Linked DNA regions of Homo sapiens: region 2 is linked to region 1. A link is an interaction called in ENCODE POLR2A ChIA-PET data of the cell type or tissue named here. Cell type or tissue: PC-3. All regions are shown on one strand. Each heading gives the region's core, and the rest is flanking DNA. Links, peaks and the distances in the headings are about the cores only.

Region 1 (2,818 bases), core at 78-2,577:
AATCCAAGGAGTGGATACAGATTTGAATAAAGCAGCAAGAGAATCCAAGCCACCCTGCATAGGCTTATTCCAGTCACTTTATTGATCTTGCAGTCATTCAACACGCATTTTATACCGTTGAAATCATTGAACCCCACTTACTGTGCTATGGCAGCATACTACCTATATATGGCGGTATGGTTGACTTCAAATCACTATAATGCATGGCCCTTCACTATTCCAAATATTAAATCCACAGATACAAAGAATATTCTGTATTTGGATTAGGAAGAGACAAAAATATTTACCCCTGATTGTAATTCTGATTTTCTTGCTCTGGAAAAATTATTTGGACCCTTGGGTGGTTCATGAGAGTACTCGCACAGGACTTGGCCTCATGAGCTGATGTAGGATAGCAGCCACTAGCCCTTTACTCCACAAAGGGCTCCACTGAACTCTTCACTATGCCACTCACAGCCACCTGCCATGCACATTATTTCTTCCAATATGCCAGATACAAAGGTAGGATTCCCACGCCTATGCAGCTTCAATGACAGTGTTTTGTAAAGAGGCGGCAAGTACCAGTGGGATAGGTAGTCAACTATTTTGCTCAACTTGAGGGGACTCAGGAAGACCTCTACCCCAGATATCTCCCCCTACTCAGATGCTACAGTTCTCAACACCCACTATTAGAAATTCAGTACTTTTGGGCTAAACATTCTTGTTTCTCTTTAGATGTCATTTAATATGTAAATCTAGTTTTGGAGGTGCAAACTCATTAACACCTTACTTGAAAATAGTTTCTCAAAATTAAAGAAACTGACACTATTTAGAAACGTAAACCCTGGGGGTTGGAGAAATCCTCTGAAAGGGATGTTGGGGAGGAGGAAACGGGAGAAACTGTGGAAGGCAAGTTGACTATTTTGTGATTTTGCCAGGCACAGCCTTAGATACAGAACCATGACTGATTTCATATAAACCATTATACATGTTTATTGGTGTTATTTCCAGACATTTTATACTTTTTTTTTTTTTTGATAAAGAACCTTGCTGTGTTGCCCAGGCTGGAGTGCAGTAGCGCAATCTTGGCTCACTGCAACCTCCACCTCCTGGGTTCAAGCGATTCTCCTGCCTCAGCCTCCCAAGTGGCTGGAACTACAGGTGCCTGCCACCATGCCCAGCTAATTTTTTTTGTATTTTTAGTAGAGGTGGGGTTTCACTATGTTGGCCAGGGTGGTCTTGAACTCCTGACCTTGTGATCTGCCCGCCTCGGCCTCCCAAAGTGCTGGGATTATAGGCGTGAGCCACCGTGCCCGGCCAACATTTTATACTTTAATTAACATTATTAGTACAACTTTAAAAAAATTTATCTCCCCTTTTTTTAATCGCTTCTTCACCAAGGATTTATTGGCTGCTATTGTAAATCCTTTATATTTGAGAAGACTAATGTATTAGTCAGGGTTCCCCAGAGGAACAGAACCAATTAGATGTGTGTATATATCAGGAGAAATAGATTTATTTTAAGGGATTGACTCACACAGTTATGGAGGCTAGCAAATCCCAAATCTGTAGGGTGGGCCAGCAAACTGACTCAGGAAGAGGTGATGTTGCAATTCATGTCTGAAGGCCGTCTGCTGGCAGAATTCCTTCTTATTTGGAGGCAAGCCTTCATGTTATTAAAGCCTTCAACTGATTGGATGAGGTTCACCTACATTTTGGAGGATAATGTGCTTTATTCAGAATTCACCAATTTATATGTTAATCCCACCCACAAAAACACCCTCACACATATATCCAGAATAATGTTTGGCCAGGCCAGGCACGGTGCCTCATGCCTGTAATCCCATCACTTTGGGAGGCCAAGGCAGGAGGATTGCTTGAGCCCAGTGGTTTGAGTCCAGTCTGGGCAACATAGTGAGACTCTGTCCCTTAAAAAAATAACAAATAAATAATAATGTTTGTCCAAATATCTGGGCATCGTGGCCCAGCCAAATTGACACATAAAATTAACTATTACAACAAATTTCCCAAGTCTGTCTCAAATCCTTAAATTTAATATAGTGCAGATACAATTTAAATAAAAACTCCAAAGGTTGCCTTGAGCTAGGGCTCCTGGTAAAGGCCAGACTCACTCACTGGCTAAGTAACATGATGCTGCTTGCTATCAACTCAGAACCACTTGTCTCTCTATTTGTTAGACTAGTAGTTCTCAAAGTTTTTGTTCCAGGACCTCTTCACACTCTAAAAATTATTGAGGACCCCAAAGAACATTTTTTTTGCTCATGTAGGGTAAATTCTATGATATTTACCATATTGTACCATAAAACTAATACATTTTTAAATGTTTACTAATGCATATGCAGACAACCAATAACAAAGTCAGTCAATGTTAACATAAGCAACATTTTTATGTTCAATAACTATATTTCCCAAAACAACAAAAAATACTGAGAAGAGTGACATTGTTTTACATTTTTAGAAATTTGATGCAATGTAAAGTAACTGGATTTTTATAGCTGTTTCTGCATTCAATTTGTTACCATCTATTAAAGTATATGGAAACAATCTGGCTTTGCACAAACATGAAATTGGAAAAGGAGAAGTATTTTATTAGCCTTTTTAGATCCTTGGATATTCTTCTTCTAAACCATATGTTACATACTACCAAATACCCATTGTTTATCAGCCAGTAGTCTTTTTAAGCAAAGATAATGTTCCACGGGGGAAAAAGCGAGCAAATAAAAAACACCTAGCTCAACTCACAACTCCAATACAAGTAGTCTGGAACCACAGATGTAGTCCTGGGCACAAAGGAGAGTGCGGAACAGTGGGGAGCGAC
Region 2 (2,818 bases), core at 274-2,773, 88 kb after region 1:
CTAACACGGTGAAACCCCGTCTCTACTAAAAAGACAAAAAAGTAGCCGGGTGTGGTGGCGGGCGCCTATAGTCCCAGCTACTCGGGAGGCTGAGGCAGGAGAATGGCGTGAACCTGGGAGGCGGAGTTTGCAGTGAGCTGAGATCGTGCTGCTGCACTCCAGCCTGGGTGACAGAGCGAGACTCCATCTCAAAAAAAAAAAAAAACAAAAAGGAAGGTTTAATTGGCTCACCATTCTCAGGCTGTACAGGACACATGGTTCGGGAGGCCTCAGGAAACTTACAATCATGGCAGAAGGCGAAGGGGGAGCAGACACATCTTTCATGGCCTGAGCAGGAGGAAGGTAGAGAGGAGGAGGTGCTACACACTTTTGAACAACAAGATCTCACAATACTCACTATCATGAGAACAGCACCAAAGGGGAAATTTATCTCCATGATCCAATCACCTCCCACCAGGCCCTACCTCCAACACTGGAGATTAAAATTTGAGCAGGGACACAGACCCAAACCGTATCAGGTGCATTTTATTGGATATAAATTATACCTCAAGAAGCATTTTTTTTCTTTACAAAAAGAGATAGGGTAGTGAGAAGCTAAGGTGTGGAACAGCAAAGCACAGTTGGTATAAAGTGTAAAATATTTTTATCATGCCATTGAATTTTCTGTAGTCCTATTTTCTCTCTCAAAATGGTAAACCTTCTGTTATTATGCCCTTACCACTTGTCTCAGAACACAGACATAACTACAAGCAAGTGTATCACGGTGAAAAAAACTGAACAATCCACCCATACACATTTTCATCAGCAAGCTTCTTCTGTGCCTGAGGATATTTTGCCAACTTAAGCAGTAATCATGGGAATCATTGAGAGCTTCAGTTATTAATTCTTCTTTAGTCACCAAAATTTTACTAGCATAACTATATATGCAAGTAAAATAATACCCCAAGAAATGCCAAGTGCTATTCTGTTCTCTAGGAGGAAGTTTAGAGGATTTGTAGACTGAGTAGCTTGGATTTATTGCCATATTCTCTGCTAAAAAGTCTAAAAATAAAAACGTTGGCATCACAGTTGGTGTTCTGAGTCATATTTTAAGGCCTGCAAGCTTGTACCTTATAAAAATGCTATTCAGAAAACTCTAAACTGCACATAAAATATATCTTCGTTTTTGTCAATTCCCCTGCTGGCTTCTTTCTTTTGGGTTTTCTTTCAGAGATATCTAGGACTAGAAGTGAAGACATACGAATCCTCTTGAAATGAGTTCCAGACATACAATGGAAGCAGCATTGCTTCTAACTGAGTCAAAGATCCCCAAGCATTTTCTCTTGTAGCATGCTTGAGGATGATTAAGTAACTCTTGGAATCCAAAGCTCACTACAAAAAAATCTATTTGAATAAAAATTCGTGATTATATCCATTCCAATTTTCTTCCATTCAACTCAAAATAATGCCAGCAGTCTGTTTCTTACAACATTGACTACATTGGTTTTATTTACATGGATGCAATTATTAGTTCATCAAGAATTTTTTGAGTACCTATCATATGACAGGTGTTTTGCTAGGCAGCAGGATATAGGAATCATAGAGACCAGGTCCTCCAGGAGCTTACAGTTCAGGTAGGAGAGAAGCATGTAAGTATCTTTATTGTAATAGTGTTGTAATATATATACAAGGTATATGCAAGGGCAGCCTGGTGCATGCCAGCCTGGGGATGTTAGGCAGAAATGGACAAGAAGGCCTCATTTGAGCTGCGACCTTATACAGTGGCCACTCTGCTGTGCCCACAGTAAGGGTGGGCATGGCTGCTACAAAGGTGTGGAGATAGTCTGTAGAGAACTGCAAGTGGATTTGTGTGGCTGGAAGGTGAAATGTCAGCTGAAAAGTGGGGGTAATTGAGCCTTGTATGTAACACAGAGACTTCCTCTTGCAAGCCAGTAGTCCTCAATCGTATGCATTTCAATCATCTGGAAAGCTTTTTTTAAAAAAATGTTTATACCTGGATCCTGGGACCATTGAATTAGAATACTCAGGTAGAGCATGTCCTGAGCATCTGTTTTTCTTTACATTGTCCATGGATGATTCTGATTTGCAGCTAGATGACCTCTTATTTGTTACAGGTAATGAATATCCACTAAAGAAACTTGATCAGGGGCATGGCATAACCCTACACGTTCAAACTGAAAACTGGAAAGCTTTGTATGAAATGGAGTCCATCTTATAAACACTACTTCTATAGGTGCCAGTAGGTCACTATCATCCCCAATTCAGTACACCTGAGGGGTAATTGTTCTAGACACAAAGAAATAGTAGGATCCAATGACCACGGCATACCTAGCCCTGTTATGGGAACTGCCTGATAGTAGCGTCTGCCTCTTCATCACACCATTGCAAAACTGAAGGCTGATAAGATTTCAATCTCTAGCTATTTAAGGATCCTTTTAATGAAACAAGATAAACTTTATATTTCTAATTCCAGTTATATCATCTTGTCTTATAGTGATCCGTGGAAACTAAAACTGCTATTCTGTTCAACCTTTTCCACATCACAAATCTGGGTGAAATAAATAAAGCTAGCCAGCCGACTTTCTTCACTCTAGCAACATTGAGGTTTAAAGGAGAAAGCTTGCTTTGAATACACCATCAGTAGGACCTATCTCTTTATTCCTGGTTTTCTCTTGTATACAATTCAGTGATTCTGTCTGCTACAGTGATAGAGAAAAGCGATGAAACGTTCCAATCAAAATAGGAACTGCTGAATGCATGTTTAGCCCTGAGAAACTAGAGAATGCTCTTGCAGAGAAGGATTTATTCCTCAGGAGTT

The links. Peaks named below come from ENCODE experiments on the same cell type or tissue, not always from the same donor. Only the 100,000 strongest peaks of a DNase experiment are listed, where the experiment ranks them.
Region 2: POLR2A ChIA-PET joins it to region 1 with 5 read pairs; 5 of 35 experiments call an interaction of 5 or more read pairs at or near these places.

Annotation. Positions count from the first base shown.
Region 1 is chr7:25,013,661-25,016,478 of GRCh38, reverse strand. No RefSeq gene overlaps it. Among named protein-coding and RNA genes, the nearest start is that of OSBPL3, 35 kb to the right of the region's middle. In PC-3, for the core only: no CTCF peak of the experiment used is centred there; a DNase peak (open chromatin) is centred at 1,528.
Region 2 is chr7:24,925,582-24,928,399 of GRCh38, reverse strand. The region is part of intron 1 of OSBPL3 (oxysterol binding protein like 3); the gene reads left to right. Among named protein-coding and RNA genes, the nearest start is that of OSBPL3, 53 kb to the left of the region's middle. In PC-3, for the core only: no CTCF peak of the experiment used is centred there; no DNase peak of the experiment used is centred there; H3K27ac peaks cover 1,078 bases.